Linked DNA regions of Homo sapiens: region 1 is linked to region 2. A link is a loop called in an ENCODE intact Hi-C map of the cell type or tissue named here. Cell type or tissue: PC-3. All regions are shown on one strand. Each heading gives the region's core, and the rest is flanking DNA. Links, peaks and the distances in the headings are about the cores only. Region 1 has its middle 24 kb from the start of SGPP1. Region 2 has its middle 37 kb from the start of WDR89.

Region 1 (9,099 bases), core at 501-8,500, 73 kb before region 2:
TGGCTTACTTTCACTCAAATGTAACTGTATATATAACAAAACGGATAAAAGTAAAAGGAGGTCTTCACTTGCCAAGGTTCTTTGTTAACTGCATCAGGAATGTTTTTAATAACTCTTTTAATAATAGACTCAGGATGGTAAGAATATTGCAATAGTAGTTGGTACCTTTAACTGTGTATCTATTTAAATTTACTGGCCAAAAATGTGTAAATGTAACATAATACAGACTTTAAGCCATACTTCTCAAATTAAAAGCATTTATCTAACTCAATGCAGAATATTATCACACAGGTACCACACCCATGCACACCAACTAAAAACAGTATTCATTCTTAAGTGTGGCAAGGAAATTTTTTAATTTTTATGTTTACTTTCATAATATCCCTTTTTTCACCTTTTTTCTTTTTCACAAAAATGTCATGAGAGATACCGTGCAACAATAATTAGGGAATCTAACCTGAGGTCCCTGTGGGTTGTAAGTTTCTAAAACTTCAAAATTATGGTCATCTATGTATTTCATTGGTTGTCTCTTTTTTTGTTGTTGTTGTTTTTTCTGAGACAGAGTGTCACTCTGTCACCCAGGCTAGAGTGCAGTGGCGTGATCTTGGCTCACTGCAACCTCCACCTCCCAAGTTCAAGTGATTCTCTTGCCTCAGCCTCCCGAGTAGCTAGCATTACAGGTGCCCACCACCATGCCTGGCTAATTGTTTTTTGTATTTTTAGTAGAGGCGGGGTTTCACCATGTTGAACAGGCCGATCTCGAACTCCTGACCTCAAGTGAGATCCACGTGCCTCGGCCTCCCAAAGTGCTAGGATTACAGGCGTGAGTCACCGTGCCTAGTCCATAGGTTGTCTCTTTATGTATCATGTACTTCATAACTGCCAATTTAAAATTCCGACTCCAAGTAAAATTATCTAGCTGTCATCCATGCATTTTCCTTCATTCCATATCTTTAATAGGTATGATATCTTGTAAATTTTAAAACTGTTCCAATTGTTTTATTGATTTAGTAGAATGTGGCTATCAATCTCAATTAATTAAACTCACTTTTTTTATTGTCACCATATTGAGTTCATGAATCATTTAAAGATTATAATGTTACCTTTATATATCTATGTTCACACATATTGCATAATAATAATTTACCATTCCAAAATTTTCTAAATTAAGTAATTTTATTTATTTTTATTTTATTTTTGAGATGGGGATCTTGCTATGTGGTCCAGGCTGGAGTGCAGTGGCTATTCACAGGCACAATTATTGTGCACTACAGTCTTGAACTCCTAGACTCAGGAGATCCTCTTACCTCAACCTCCTGAGTAGCTTGGACTACAGGTTCATGCCACCATGCCCACAAATATATATATATATTTTTTTGTTGTTGTTTTTTTTAAGATAGAGTCTCACTCTGTCACCCATGCTGGAGTACAATGGCAGGATCTTAGCTTACTGTAACCTCCGCCTCCCAGGTTCAAGCGATTCTCCTGCCTCAGCCTCCCGAGTAGCTGGAATTACAGGCGCCTGTCACCACGCCCAGCTAATTTTTTGTATTTTTAGTAGAGATGGGGTTTCACCATGTTGGCCAGGCTGGTCTCCAACTGCTGACCTCAGGCAATCCATCTGCCTCGGCCTCCCAAAGTGCTGGGATTACAGGCGTGAGCCACAGTGCCCGGCCTATTTTTATGGACTGAAAATAAATTTAAAATGGTCAACCATGGCTGGGTGTGGTGGCTCATGCCTATAATTCCAGCACTTTGGAAGGCCAAGATGGGAGGATTGCTTGAACCCAGGAGTTCAAGACAAGCCTGGGCAACATAGTGAGACACTGTCTCTACTTTTTAAAAAAATTTAAAAATTAAAGGAAAAACAAAAAAGGAAAAAAAAATTAAAAATTTAAAAAAATAAAATAAATGGTCAACCAAAATATAACTCAATCGCAATGTTAATTTCTTAAATTTTGATCCTTTTAGAAAGAAAATTTATCCCCTCTGCTTGTGATAGTTCTGAAATTGAAATTTAAACAAAGAGTAATGGATTAATTAATTAAATATTACCCTATGGAAAGGTACCTCTAGAAATTCAGCTATATCAGCTCTGGAGTTCCCAAAATAATAGAATAGTATATCAAGTTATACTTTTGTTTGTTTGTTTGTTTGAAACGGAGTCGCCCAGGCTGGAGTGCATGGGTGTGATCTCAGCTCACTGCAACCTCCTCCACTCAGGTTTAAGCGATTCTTCTGCCTCAGCCTCCCAAGTAGCTGGAATTAGAGGTGCGTGCCACCACACCTAGCTAATTTTTTTGTATTTTTATTAGAGATGGGGTTTTGCCATGTGGGCCAGGCTGGTCTCAAAATCCTGGCCGCAAGTGACCCACCCGCCTCGGCCTCTGGAAGTGCTGGGATTACAGGTATGTGCCACTGCCCCAGGCCAAGTTACAGTATTTTCCCCCAAACATTAATTCAACCTATCTCCATTAATAAACTTAAAAATTGTCCAAGAGTGTTATTTCATCATGGAAGAAAAATTTATCCATTTTTATGTACAAACACTATTCCTCTGTTTATGGAGATTTTTTAATTATGTCGAAGATGAACCAGTTAAAGAGTTCATGTAGGACAGATACATATATATTCAAAGTTAAGGTAAAGGTTTTCTTTTCTTTTTTTTTTTTTTTGAGTCAGAGTTTTGCTCTTGTTGTCCAGGCTGGACTGCAATGGCACTATCTTGGCTCACCACAACCTCTGCCTTCCGGGTTCAAGCGATTCTCCTGCCTCAGCCTCCCAACTAGCTGGGATTACAGGCATGTGCCACCACGCCTGGCTAATTTTGTATTTTTAGTAGAGATGGGGTTTCTCCATGTTGGTCAGGCTGGTCGAACTCCCGACCTCAGGTGATCCACCCACCTCAGCTTCCCAAAGTGCTGGGATTACAAGCGTGAGCCACCGCACCCGACCATGGTTTTCACTTATACTACCATTCTTTGTTTTAGAGACAGGGTCTCACTTTGTTGCCCCGCCTGGAGTGCAGTGGTGCTGAAACTGCCTTTGCAAAATTATGACTGAGACGGTGAAAGAGATCTAACTTAATTGACTCCATCTTGCTTCTAACCTCCAAGTTGTCCTGTTCATTCCTAGGCATAGGCTGAACTAACTTTGGGAGAAAGTTAGTTTATAGTTTAAAGCAAAGATGATAACAGCCCTTTCCCAAAGCAGACCTTCTTCTTGCCTGGGGACTAGACTGCCTTTGTAGGGCTAACATTAGCCATAAGATTAGAAATTATGGTTTTAGGAGTCTTACAGCTGGAAGCTACAAGATTCTTACCCTCGCTAAAATGCTCCTCAGATCAGTGCTTGAGATATTTTGCAAGACCCTGCGCTTGGTCAGCTGGCACCACCCAGATCAATAAACTGGCTCTTCTGATCTTGTGGCTCCCACCCAGGAACTGATTCAGTCCAAGAAGACAGCTTCGACTCCCTATGACTTCATCCCTGACCAATGGGCACTCCTGGCTCACTGGCTTCCCCCCCCAAACCACCAAGTTCTCCTTAAAAACTCTGCTTCCTGAATGCTCAGCGAGACTGATTTGAGTAAATAATAAAACTCTGGTCTGCTGCATAGCCAGCTGTTCATGAATCACTCTTTCTCAATTGCAATTCCCCTATCTTGATAAATCAGCTCTGTCTAGGCAGTGGGCAAGGTGAACCCATCGGACTCACTGCAGCCTCAAATTTCTAGGCTCAAGCAATTCTCTTGCCTCAGCCTCCCATGTAGCTGGGACTACAGGCAGGTGCCTCCATGCCCAGCTAATCTTTATTTTTTGTAGAGATGGATCTTGCTATGTTACCCAGGCTTGTCTCAAACTCCTGAGATCAGGTGATCCTCCTGCCCCAATGCCCTAAAGCCCTGGGATTACAGGTATGAGTCACTGTGACCGGCCTTACGCTATCATTCTTATTGGATATTTTAATCTTTTTACTATCCTACATAAAATGTTCTGATTATGTAGTATATAGGGCAACGTAAGTAAATCAATCAGTACTTAAATCTCATTCCAGCTCTGCCACTAACTTGCCTCAACTATAAAATGGTGATAATTTATTTCAGAAACATTGTAAAGATCACATGAAATAATGTATTCGATTTTATGAAAATGTATTACTATGTATTACATTTATGAAAATGTATTACTATGTATTACATTTATGAAAATGTATTACTATGTATTACATTTATGAAAATGTATTACTATGTATTACATTTATGAAAATGTATTACTATGTATTACATTTATGAAAATGTATTACTATGTATTACATTTATGAAAATGTATTACTGGTATTCTTGGTAATTCAATGTATAAATGTATTTCATTTAACTTTTTCAGTTAAATATATTTTTTGAAGCAAATGTATTATAAAGCACCCACTTTTAAAAATCTAGCTCTCCCTCTCCCTCTCCCTCTCCCTCTCCCCACGGTCTCCCTCTCCCTCTCTTTCCACGGTCTCCCTCTGATGCTGAGCCAAAGCTGGACTGTACTGCTGCCATCTCGGCTCACTGCAACCTCCCTGCCTGATTCTCCTGCCTCAGCCTGCCGAGTGCCTGCGATTGCAGGCGCGTGCCGCCACGCCTGACTGGTTTTCGTATTTTTTTGGTGGAGACCGGGTTTCGCTGTGTTGGCCGGGCTGGTCTCCAGCTCCTAACCGCGAGTGATCTGCCAGCCTCGGCCTCCCGAGGTGCCGGGATTGCAGACGGAGTCTGGTTCACTCAGTGCTCAATGTTGCCCAGGCTGGAGTGCAGTGGCGTGATCTCGGCTCGCTACAACCTCCACCTCCCAGCCGCCTGACTTGGCCTCCCAGAGTGCCGAGATTGCATCCTCTGCCCGGCCGCCACCCCGTCTGGGAAGTGAGGAGCGTCTCTGCCTGGCCGCCCATCGTCTGGGATGTGAGGAGCCCCTCTGCCCGGCTGCCCAGTCTGGGAAGTGAGGAGTGCCTCTTCCCGGCCGCCATCCCATCTAGGAAGTGAGGAGCGTCTCAGCCCGGCCGCCCATCGTCTGAGATGCGGGGAGCGCCTCTGCCCCGCCGCCCCGTCTAGGATGTGAGGAGCGCCTCTGCCCGGCCGCGACCCCGTCTGAGAAGTGAGGAGCCCCTCCGCCCGGCAGCCGCCCCGTCTGAGAAGTAAGGAGCCCCTCCGCCCGGCAGCCACCCCGTCTGGGAAGTGAGGAGCCCCTCCGCCCGGCAGCCACCCCGTCTGGGAAGTGAGGAGCCCCTCCGCCCGGCAGCCACCTCATCCGGGAGGGAGGTGGGGGGTCAGCCCCCGCCCGGCCAGCCGCCCCGTCCGGGAGGGAGGTGGGGGGTCAGGCCCCGCCCGGCCAGCCGCTCCGTCCGGGAGGGAGGTGGGGGGTCAGCCCCCGCCCGGCCAGCCGCCCCGTCCGGGAGGGAGGTGGGGGTCAGTCCCCGCCCGGCCAGCCGCCCCGTCCGGGAGGGAGGTGGGGGGCCCGCCTCTGCCCGGCCGCCGCCCCGTCCGGGAGGTGGGGGGGCCCCTCTGCCCGGCGGCCCCTTCTGGGAAGTGAGGAGCCCCTCTGCCCGGCCACCACCCCGTCTGGGAGGTGTGCCCAACAGCTCATTGAGAACGGGCCATGATGACGATGGCAGTTTTGTGGAATAGAAAAGGGGGAAAGGGTGGGGAAAGGATAGAGAAGTCAGAAAAAAAAAAAAAAGAAAAATCTAAAGTGGCTGAAATTAGTGGTAAAGTAAAACGATAGAAACAATTGGAATTATGAAGTTAAGAGATTATTCTGGTCATTGTGGATAGTAAGTAGAAATGGTATGAATTTATAGCACTCATAATTTATACATGAAAATAAATAATCAAGTTTACCAAATCAAAACAATACGAAAAAGAAGAAAAAAAACAATAGTAACCTGTTATTGAAGTAATATCACACTTCTCGATATGTACATATTCTTGCTTGTGGATATGATGTCTGTCTCTTGATTTGATGGTTAAAATAATCAGCTTTTGGCCAGGTGTAGTGGCTCACGCCTGTAATCCCAGCACGTTGGGAGGCTGAGGTGGGAGAATCACTTGAGCTCAGGAGTTTGTGATCAGTCTGGGCAACATAGCGGGACCCCATCCCTACAAATAAGAAAAATAGGCTGGGCACAGTGGAGCATGCCTGTAATCCCAGCACTTTGGGAGACCAAGGCAGGAAGATCCCTTGAGCTCAGGAGTTTGAGACCAGCCTGGGCAATATGGCCAAACCCTGTTTCTATTTAAAAATACAAAAAGAAAATTAGCCAGGCATGGTGGCACATACCTATAGTCCCAGCTACTCAGGAGGATCACTTGAGTCCAGGTGGTTGAGGCAGCAGTGAGCTGTAACGGTGCCATTGTACTCCAGCCTGGGCAACAGAGCAAGACCCTCCCTCAAAAAAACAAACAAAAAAATAAGTAAAAAATACAAAAAAATTAAAAATGTTCTTACTAAAAGATATTAAAGGGCCAGGCATGGTGGCTTATGCCTGTAATCCCAGCACTTTAGGAGGCTGAGGTGGGCAGATCACCTGATGTCAGGAGTTGGAGAACAGCCTGACCAATATGGAGAAACCTCATCTCTACTAAAAATACAAAATTAGCCAGGCGTGGTGGCGGGCACCTGTAATCCCAGCTACTCAGGAGGCTGAGGCAGGAGAACTGCTTGAACCCGGGAGGTGGAGGTGGCAGTGAGCCATGATAGAGATCATGCCATTGCACTCCAGCCTGGGCAACAAGAGCGAAACTCCGTCTCAAAAAAAAAAAAAAAAAAAAAAAGATATTAAACAAAATTTTGTTTTAAAAATCCAGGTGAGGTTTCTTACTAAAAGTTATTCAATAAAATAAATAAAATTAGCCATGTGTGGTGGTGAAGTGGCATCCTTATCTGGGGCAAATACCCGCTGTTACTCGTCTTGCGTCAAGAAGATTAAGGACATGAACACACACAAGGAGTTTAGGAGCAGAGGTTTAATAGGCAAAGAAAGGCCGGGAGCAGTGGCTCACGCCTGTAATCCCAGCACTTTGGGAGGCCGAGGTGTGGATCACGAGGTCGGGAGATCGAGACCATCCTGGCTAACATGGTGAAACCCCGTCTCTACTAAAAATACAAAATTTTAGCCGGGCGTGGTGGCAGGCGCCTGTAGTCCCAGCTACTCCGGAGGCTGAGGCAGGAGAATGGCCTGAACCCGGGAGGCGGAGCTTGCAGTGAGCCGAGATCGCACCACTGCCCTCCAGCCTGGGCGGCAGAGCGAGACTCCGTCTCAAAAATAAAAATAAATAAATAAATAAATAGATAAAGAAAGAGAAAGGAGAACAGCTCTGTCTCTTGCAAGAGACAGGAGCCCCCGAATGGGAATTCTGGGCTGGAATGGGAGTGCACCGGATTTTATAGGCAGGCTGAAGGAGGCAGTGTCCGATTTACATAACCACAGATTGGTTATACCAGGTGTGATGTTTACATAGAGCATGGGGAAGGCTGGCCAATGCACCCTAATCTTATTATGCAAATGGACTTTCCACTTGGCCGGCGCCGTGTTGTCCGCTCCTTGCTGCACACGTGACTGGCAAAGAGAAGGGAACATGGAGCCACTGTTCTGAACATGCCTAGTCCCCGGTAGCCTTTTCCTATTGGCACAGCTGCTGGCATTCACCTGTGCAAGCTTCTAGCTTGCTTGTCTATGTCTGCAGCTCAATTTTACAGGCTGCTGTTTGTTAGAAAAGAAAATTATTTTGGGGCTGCCTTTTTTTTTTTTTTTTTTTTTTTTGAGATGGAGTTTTGCCCTTATTGCCTGGGCTGGAGTGCAGTGGTGCAATCTCGTCTCACTTCAACCTCAGCCTCCCGGGTTCAAGCGATTCTCCTACCTCAGCCTCCGGAGTAGCTGGGATTACAGGCATGTGCCACCAAGCCTGGCCAAGTTTTTGTATTTTTAGTAGAGACGGGTTTTCTCCACATTGGTCAGGCTGGTCTCAAACCCCCGACCTCAGATGATCCGCCCGCCTCGGCCTCCCAGAGTGCTGGGATTACAAGTGTGAGCCACCGCGCCCGGCAGGGCTGCTTTTCATTAAAAGGAAAACCTTACGGAGGACTTCCTTACCCCCATTATCTGCCTAAATAATTCCTTTTTAACTCCTGCATCAGTGGTGCACACCTGTGGTTCCAATTACTTGGGAGGCTGAGGTAGGAGGATTACTTGGGCCCAAGAGCTCATGGCTGCAGCTGAGACTCTGTCTCAAAAAAAAAAAAAAAACAAAAAAAAGAAGAAGAAGAAAAAAATAACATCTTTTTCTAGTCTTAAGTTGAGAAACCTCTAAGGTTGCTTCCCCTTGTTATCCTAAGTTAGTAACATTAAAACTACAGTTTTCAAACTGCTGATTTGAAGCATATCTTCCGTTTGCATAACCTAAGTTCTTCTACTTGCGGTATACTTTTCAGCAACAATTTTAGCATATGGCAACCACTTCTGTTCCATAAACGTAAAAATACTAGAGTCCTTGTCCTATCACTGAATGTGGGTGTGTCAGAGTGAATGATGACACCTGGGTGTTGAAATGAAACTCAAATAGTGTTGCCATTGACACCCAAAGAATACTAACACTTTTATTCCTTAATGGGAATCTGAGTAGAAAATAATGCCATTTTATTTGATAATGTTGAACTTAACCTGAAGGTTAGGAAATCCCTTCATCTTTTTGTGTTCTAAAAAAATAGCTACTCCCCCATATGAGTTAGATAAGACTCAGGGATGCCTACCTTGTTTAGCTATGACAGTGCCAGACACAGGCTGTCCAAATCTCCATTCCTCTCCTCACAAATAACTAGCTGAAATGTTTTGTCCTCACTGTATCAACAGAAACAAAAAGTGTTTATTTCAGCCTGGCCAACATGGTGAACCCCCCCGTCTCTCCTAAAAATACAAAAATTAGCCAGGCATGATGGCACGCCTGTAATCTCAGCTACTCTGGAGGCTGAGACAGGAGAATCACTTGAACCTGGGAGGTGGAGGCTGCAGTGAGCCAAGATTGTGCCACTGCACTCCAGCATGAGCAACATTGCAAGACTCCGG
Region 2 (9,099 bases), core at 671-8,670:
AAAAGCAAAATTTCCCTCACCCTCCCTGTCATTCATTCCCTTAAAGGCAAATTTTAACAGAGCATTCAATAAAGATAAGTAAATACTAAAGTGGTTTTTTAAAATATATAATCACAAAAATTTTTAAAGGCTACTCAAGTGAAGCAGTGGGAGTGGAGAAAGATATGATCACACAATTTTATATGACAAAGATTTCTTATTGGTAAACAATTTTGTTCTCGTTAACAAGGAATGTTTATTCTAGATTTAAAACCTAACGTGGCCAAGTGTGGTGGTTCATGCCTGTAATCCCAGCCGGCCAGTAAAATGTTTAATCTGGACATCAGTAAGGATCAGTTTTTAACATTTTACTTTATAGCTGCATTAGATTTTCTGAAGAGGGTTTTTGTTGTTTGATAAGGTTTTTTAAGAAAGGGAAGAGGTAGCAGTTTGAGAAAAAGTAATTAGTAGATATTACTGTGCTGGGTATTTTCTCGTTATTTGATCAAGTTCTTCCATTCCTTTTGAAATATATATGTAAGTTAAAAAGAAAAAACTTGGCCAGTCGCGGTGGCTCACGCCTGTAATCCAACACTTTGGGAGGCTGAGGCGGGCAGATCACTTGAGGTCAAGAGTTTGAGACCAGCCTGGCTAACATGGTGAACCCAGTCTCTACTAAAAAAAAAAAGACAAAAACATTAGCTGAGCATGGTGGCACATGTCTGTAGTCTCAGCTACTCGGGAAGCTGAGATGGGAGGATTGCTTTAACCCAGGAGGTGGAGATTGCAGTGAGCTGAGATCACACCACTGCACTCCAGTCTGGGTGACAAAGTGAGACTCCATCTCAAAGAAAAAAGAAAAAACTTTTACACTTGAATTCTGGTTGTGGTTATAATAAGTTATACATAGCACAATAAAAATTTTAACATGCTAATTTTGAAGGACTTTTAGAAAGCTCTTCATTTTAAGCCCACCAGATCTCTTTATAAGGAAGCAAGCCTTCCTTGTGAGACACACAGGAGGGAAAATTCAAAGAAAAATAAACTTTTTAAAAAATAAAAGTGTTTAAGGAAATAAATGTGTTTATTTGTTTATTTAGAGATAGGGTCTTGCTTTCTCATGCAGGCTGGGGTGCAATGGCATGATCACTGCTCACTACAGCCTCTACCTCCTGGGCTTAATCCATCCTCCTGCCTCAACCTCCCAAGTAGCTGAGACTACAGGCATGTACCACCATGTCTGGCTAATTTTTCTATTTTTATAGAGATGGGGCCTCACTATGTTGCCTAGACTGGTCTTGAACTCCTGGGCTGAAGCAGTCCTCCCACCTCAGCCACCCAAAGTGCTGGTATTGGAGGTGAGCCACTGTGCCAGGCTAGAAATGTTAATTCTTAAATCTCAACTAGCTGGCTTTTCCTAATTTGCCCTTCCCTTGCTTCCTTTCTCTCCCAAATATGGGATTCTACATCTGACAGCAGCAGTCTATGAGCAGAATAAAATATACTTTGATAACTGTTGTACTGACTGTGCATGCTAAAAACCCTTAGTGATTGTGAAAGCTTTCTTGCCTATAAATATGAAAACCAGATTCTTTCATTGCTCCAGAGCCCCTAAGAGAGTATTTTTTTTTTCCTTTCATCATTTTTAGTTTTGTTGCATTCTCCTTGGATGTCTAGAAAGCTCATTCTCTGGTACAGCAAGCAACAGGATATGATAATATTTTTGTTTTTTAAGATTTTTTTCCTGTTTTCTAAAAATTAAATAAATTTTAAATATTTTATTTTTTGTATGATGACATTTTCTTAGGAGATATAAAATGGATTCTCTTTTTTTAAAAAAAAAATTCTCACAATAGAAATAAATTATTAGCCCCTCAATATTTGCATGAAAAGTGACAAAATGCTTACTATATAAGGATTTTTTAAAAAATTCCTCAGAGTTGAGGTTTATCCTTTGTCCTAAATTAGGACAAAGGATAACTGAAATCTATTGTATCTATCAGTGAAATCTACCACTGTATTAGTCCATTCTCATGCTGCTATAAAGAACTGCCCAAGACTGAGTAATTTATAAAGGAAAGAGGTTTAATTGACCCACAGTTCTGCATGGCTGGGGAGGCCTGAGGAAACTTAAAATCATGGCAGAAGGCACCTCTTCACAGGGCGGTAGGATGCAGTAAGAGTGAGTGGCGAGCGAAGTGGGAAGCCCCTTATAAAACCATCAGATCTCATGAGATCTCACTCACTATCACGAGAAGAGCATGGGGGAATTGCCCCCATGATTCAAGTATCTCTACCTAGTCTTGCCCTTGCTTGTGGGGATTATTACAATTCAAGGTGAGATTTGGGTGGGGACACAAAGGCAAAGCATATCAATCACAGTCTATAATTATGTATTATTTACTTTTTACATTTTCTGTCATTATCCCTATGACGTAAGCTTCATGAGGAAAAAGACCTTATGCATCTTTTTACTTCTGGATCCCTGGGACACAGTAGGCATTCAATTAGGATATGTTGAATGAATTACACGATTATTCAGTCCTTAGGCTTCAATATGTGCATTTTTCTGGGGAAAATTTCTACAGCATTCATCAGATTCTTAAAGAGATTAATGATCTAAAAATTTTAATATTGCTTAATAGTCTACCTGTTTTAAAAGTTTAGGTTGTAAATGAATGCTTCCAGTTTAGTAAGGATTTTGTCACTTTTCATGCAAATATTGAAGGGCTAATAATTTAATTCTAGGAAAGTTTTGTATGTAATTACTACAGTACCCCATTGTATGAATGTGATTTGTACTCAAATTAGTTTTAAGATTTTGTTTTTTTTAAACTTGAAATCAAATCTGAAAAGAAAATATTGTGTATATACAGGGATATAACTTTTAGTTTCTAGTAATAAATAATTATGTTCCCGAGAATATTATTTTTTACAATTGATCTTTAATTTTTCATAAAACCAACTACATTTAAAAATGTTAAGTGATGTTTATAATTAAAATCTAGATTAAATATATTCAGAGCTTAAATATCAAGTGTTTTTTTTACTTCAGTGAAGTGAAAGGCTACCCTGGTCTCCAAAGGTCTCCAGGCCCAAATTCAGAGGATCAGTGGGGTTGGTGACAATAAGATGGATTATAATTTTCCTACTATTTAAGAGTTTTTCTCCTTTTTCATCTGGGTTAATTTGAGGGGAAGCATTCACCAAACTCATTTTAATGCACAGTATTTTTGCTCATTTTTGGTTGATATGGTTTGGATTTGTGTCCCTACCCAATCTCATGTCAAATTGTAATCCCAGTGTTGGAGGAGGAGTCTGATGGGAGGTGATTGGATCATGGGAGCAGATATCTTTCTGGCTGTTCTCCTGATAGTGAGTTTTCATAAGGTCTGGTTGTTGACCGGGCATGGTGGCTCACGCCTGTAGTCCCAGCACTTTGGGAAGCCAAGGTAGGCGGATCACCTAAGGTCAGGAATTTGAGACCAGCCTGACCAACATAGTGAAACCTCGTCTCTACTGAAAATACAAAATTAGCCGGGCATGGTGGCGCATGCCTGTAATCCCAGCTACTCGGGAGGCTGAGGCAGGAGAATCACTCGAACCCGGGAGGTGGAGATTGCAGTGAGCCAAGATTGCACCACTGCACTCCAGCCTGGGCAATAAGAGCGAAACTCCGTCTCAAAAAAAAAAAAAAAAAAAAAAAAAAAAAAGATCTGGTTATCTAAAAGTGTGTGGCACCTCCCCCTTCACCTTCTCTTCCTCCTGCTCCAGCTATGTAAGATGTGCCAGCTTCCCCTTTACCTTCTGCTATGATTGTAAGTTTCCTGAGGGCTTCCCAGCCAGGCCTTCTGTACCACTGGTAGAACTATGAGCCAATTAAACCTCTTTTTTTTTTTATTCTTAAATAAATTACCCAGTCTCCAGTAGGTTCTTTTTTTTTTCTTTTGAGATAGAGTCTTGCCATCACCCAGGCTGGAGTGCAGTGGCATGATCTTGGCTCACTGCAACCTCTGCCTCCCAAGTTCAAGTGAATCTCCTGCCTCAGCCTCCTGAACAGCTGGAACTACAGGTGCATGCCACCATTCCCAGCTAATTTTTGTATTTTTAGTAGAGACAGGGTTTCACCACGTTGGCCAGGCTGGTCCCGAACTCCTGACCTCAGCAGATACAACCACCTCAGCCTCCCAAAGTGCTGGAATTACAGGTGTGAGCCACCGCGCCTGGCCTCTGGTAGTTTTTAATAGCAATGCAGGAACAGACTAATAACACTGGTTGAAATCTGTGATAACAATCTTAAAAGTAAAAAAACTGAATAATAATCCTGCAACATTTGTCACCATAAAATTTTTTAAATAGCTTTACAAATAAGAATTTTTAAATATTTGCTTCTTAGCAGTATATTCTCAAAATCTTTTGTAAAGTATTCATGAACAAAGGTTGTAAATTTTTAAAATAACAAATTGATTTGGCCGGGCACGGTGGCTCACTCCTGTAATCCCAGCACTTTGGGAGGCTGAGGTGGGCAGATCACAAGGTCAGGAGTTTGAGACCAGCCTGGCTAACATGGTGAAACCCCGTCTCTACTAAATATACAAAAATTAGCCGGGCATGGTGGTGGGTGCCTGTAGTCCCAGCTAGTTGGGAGGCTGAGGCAGGAGAATCGCTTGGACCCAGGAGGCAGAGGTTGCAGTGAGCCGAGATCACGCCATTGCACTGCAGCCTGGGCAACAAGAGCAAAACTCCATCTCAAAAAAGAAAAAGAAATTGGATGAACCAAAGCATGGAGATGGGAATGTGTTAGACATGTTTGGCAAACAAATAGTAGTTTGTCTGGAGCATCAGGGTACCTACAAGGGAGTAGTAAGAGTAAAGTTGAAGAGCTTGTTAAAATATCCAGTAAACAATAGGTGTGGTGAAGTGGTGTCTTTCTTTGCCAGTAGAAGGGCTGCACTATTACTCACTTAGCTCATGAGTGAAATTACACCTAATGTGAAGGTAATCAAAAATATTTTTTGATATATACTTCATTATTAAGTGTTTGGTTTTTTTTTAAAATCTGATAGCAGAAGACAATTACATGTTTACTTATTAAGAGGAGAAAAAGGCAATTTTTATATTAATCCTAGATTTTATATGAAAAATCCCAAAGGTGTGAATTTTGGTGACATGGTATCATGACTGCTATAATTGCTGTTATTTAGAAGAGGAGTCCCCAGGAAGTTAGGAGAACTTTGGATGTGAAGCTATACTCCCCTCACCTTCCAAGCCCTCACAAGAAGGTTGTATAACAAACTAATGACTTACCTGGAAACCTACGCACAGGCCATGAGGATTGACGTCATTAGGTTAAGAGTCTGCAGACCTAGCTACTTTTATTACAGACCAGGAGTTTACAATGTGTTCTACAAGGAAGACGAGCTTCCAAGATACTCCATCTAGGATTTGCAGGTATGCTCTGGGAATAAAGTTGGTGTTTGTAGGAAAATAGCCTGTTGCATGGCAAGAGTGATAACATCTTGAAGTGAAATCTCCATAATGACTAATGTTTGACTCTGCATGCCAAAGTGTTCTGCAGCAAGTTCTCTAAACAATGCCTGTAACAACCCTCATAAAGATGCTTATCTGACCTCCCCAGTAGTCACAAGTTTCCACAAGAAAGTAACAGCTGCACATGTCTTTATCCTAAAGGCTTTTTTTCCTTTTCTCTTTTTTTTTTTTTTTTTGAGACAGGGTCTTGCTCTGTCACCAAGGGTGGAGTGCAGTGGCATGATTTCGGTTCACTGCAACCTCCGCCTTCCAGGTTCAAGCGATTCTCATGCCTCAGCCTACTTGAATAGCTGGGATTACAGGCATGTGCCACCATGGCTAATTTTTGTATTTTTAGTAGAGACAGGGTTTCACCATGTTGGCCAGGCTGGTCTCGAACTCTTGACCTCCAGTGATCTGCCCACCTCAGCCTCCCAAAGTGCTGGGATTACAGCCGTGAGCCACCGTGCCTGGCCCAAGGCTTGCTTTCTAAAGGATAATTTCTGGAGGACGGGTGTGAGGATCCACCATCTCGCAGTTGTCCGAGATACTGCTTATGTTTTCAAATCTCTGTGAAATATTTTCTTTCTGAGAAATTGGATTTGTTAGCCTTATTCTTTGGGCTTTAGGGGTAGGTTTGAATATACCTGCTGCTCACTATGGAACTGTATTCTTGAACTTATTTCTCATCCCACCATACTTAAGAGATCATGAGATTCCCTTTATGCGTTGAGATCAGACCTGACCACACATCTGGCTAATCTCAACTGTTGGTGAAGATTGTGGCATGGGTGTAGGAAGAATGTTTTCTAACAGAATCACAGAGATACCCTGAATATGTTCCGCATCTGTAAGGTAATCCACAATACACCCATAACCACCTACTTTCTTCCTGATTTGGTATTATTCCAGAGAGGCTAATGGCTTCCTCATTAGTTTGTCTATTACCTATAAAAAAAGACATGATGACCATACTGACTTACATTTACCTTATAATTGGCTCACAAACATGTCACTAGCCATTGCCGATCTGTAAAGATAGCCATTCCTTATGTATCAACCTGAAACTCCCATTTCAAAGAAAACTTTGGTGACTCTTCCATGAGATAGTTTCCTAAGTAGGGGGGAAAGATTACAGATTTCTGTCTTTGGGAGGCTTTAAGCTTTTCCAAGTCATGATATGTTATACCATATTCTTGCCCTTGCAAGTCTGTCATAAAACAGACTTTAGATTTGTGCTTGCAAACAGTGGCATTTCCCAAATCCTGACGTACCACTTTATTGACTTACTGTGAAAATGTTTGCGTTGAATTCTATTCTTTGTGAAGATGCTGGTGCCAAACCTGTACTGACTTTCATGTTCCCATTCTGTGTCTTTTTTTTTTTTTTTTTTTTCCTGAGGCTGGGTGTGGTGGCTCATACCTGCAATCCCAACACTTTGGAAGGCCAAGGAGGATGGATCGCTTGAATCCAGGAGTTCAAGGCCAGCCTGGGTGACACAGTGAAAATCTGTCTGTACTAAAAATACAAAAATTAGCCGGACATGGTGGCACATGCCTGTAGTCCCAGCTACGCGGGATACTGAGGCAGTAGAATCCCTTGCGCCCAGGAGGCAGAGTTGCAGTGAGTCCAGATCACACCACTGCCCTCCAGCCTGGGTGACAGAAGTGAAAACCTGTCTCAAAAAAAAAAAGTGTTTAACTGAAGTCAGAGGACCAGGATTTTTGTTTTGACTTTGTTTTGTCTTGAACTATAATTGTAAGTTCCTTCAACTAGGTACTAGCACCAGAATGATAAATGATTTCCTCACAGATAAAATGAAGAGGTAAGACTTGATGTTCTCTAAGAGCCCTTTCACTATTAAAATTTAATAAACTCTGTTAGATCAAGTGTGCAAAAAGAAATGGAGTATTTTTGTTTCTATTAGGATTCTGGAATTTAACAAAAAGAATTTTAATGCACCTTCACTGAGGGAATAGAGTTGGGAGAGCATGTCTTGTCACTGAAGCAACCTTCCCCTCTTTTCCTGTCTAAAAAGTTTGTATATACACCCCTCTAAGGAAATTAACAAGTTTCACCAAAGAAAGTGAGGTAATTGCTTTAGAAGAGTCATAACTTTTGTTTAAATCTCAAGGTTTAAAGTAACTAATAGGTCACTTTACCTAAGTAACCTAATCCAACCTACTATCTAAGTAGTTCTGAGCTGAAGTGGCTCTAAACGGATAGTTCTTTGTTTAAAAAAAAAAAGTGGGGGAGGGGGAGAGGGACAGATTAGACCCCAAAGACCTCAGTAATTCTAGAATTCATTCAACAAATCTTGCCAGCTACAGAGATGGATATGTAAAGGAAACAGAGAAGAAAATCTCTCCTTTAGAAATCTCATTCAGAACTAAGAAAAGAGAAACTGGAAAAAGAATGTAAAACTACCTCATAAATCTCATATGAACTTTACAGAATCATATTTTGGAAAATGAGATCCTTGTAATAAATTTTTAAATTGCAAATCACATTATTCATAAAGGTTTTTTAAAAATAAGCAGAACATTGGGAGGCTGAGGTGGGTGGATCACCTGAGGTAAGGAGTTCGAGACCAGCCTAAACAACATGGTGAAACCCTGTCTTTACTAAAAATACAGAAATTAGCCGGTTGTGGTGGCACATACCTGTAATCCCAGCTACTCAGGAGGCTGAGGCAGGAGAATTGCTTGAACCTGGGAGACAGAGGTTGTGGTGAGCCGAGATCACACCACTGCATTCCAGCCTGGGCAACAGAGCAAGACTCTGTCTCAAAAAACAAACAAACAAACAACAACAACAAAAAAAATCAGTACCTTTATTAGAACATTTCTAGAATGTAACAGTGCCTATTGCAGAAAGTCTTTTTTAAATTTCATAAGAAATTCTGCTAGAAAACATGAGGTTATTCTTGAATGTCAGTCAGCTGTTTTCTTATATAGTGAAATTATTTCATGGAAATGAGAAGTTACTTGCTACAAAAAATTACACAAGATATCTATAGATACATTGCTGGGTTGTTTTTTTTTATTATTCAAATGGCAAGAACAGCAAAAATCCTCTTTTTAGTACAACCATTATGGAAAACAGTGTGGAGATATTTAAAAACTAAGAATAGAACTACCATGTGATCCGGTAATCTCACTGCTGAATATATATTCTAAGGATTTGAAATCAGTATATCAAAGAAATATCTGCACTCTCAAGTTTATTGCAGCATTACTTAGAGTAGCCTAAGTGTCCATCAATGAATGAGCGGAAAGAAAATTTCAGACAAGAGGAATAAGTGCAAGAGATCTATTTTAACTCGTGATGACTATAGTTAATAGCAATATATTATATACTTGGGAAAAAAAGTCCTCCTTTGCCCACTATAATAATTGTATTCTCAGAATTAACTACTGTTGCCAGTTTGGAGTATATATTCTGTGTGTGTGTGTGTGTTTATATGTTTACATATATTGAAATATATAATTGTGTTATATAAAGTTTAGGTTTTTAAAAATATATTGTACGTATTCTGCAAGTCCCCTCCCCACACTCCCCCCCCCCCCATTTTTTTTAATTAATGATATC

Evidence for each region. A loop is a pair of places that touch in the nucleus more often than their neighbours do. Peaks named below come from ENCODE experiments on the same cell type or tissue, not always from the same donor. Only the 100,000 strongest peaks of a DNase experiment are listed, where the experiment ranks them.
Region 1: it touches region 2 in a loop (6-fold over the local background); 2 of 110 quality-filtered maps call a loop at or near these places.

What each region holds. Positions count from the first base shown.
Region 1 is chr14:63,747,446-63,756,544 of GRCh38, reverse strand. No RefSeq gene overlaps it. Among named protein-coding and RNA genes, the nearest start is that of SGPP1, 24 kb to the right of the region's middle. In PC-3, for the core only: no CTCF peak of the experiment used is centred there; DNase peaks (open chromatin) are centred at 3,534 and 3,874; H3K4me3 peaks cover 1,153 bases; H3K27ac peaks cover 1,738 bases.
Region 2 is chr14:63,674,518-63,683,616 of GRCh38, reverse strand. No RefSeq gene overlaps it. Among named protein-coding and RNA genes, the nearest start is that of WDR89, 37 kb to the right of the region's middle. In PC-3, for the core only: no CTCF peak of the experiment used is centred there; a DNase peak (open chromatin) is centred at 5,526; H3K4me3 peaks cover 409 bases; H3K27ac peaks cover 2,701 bases.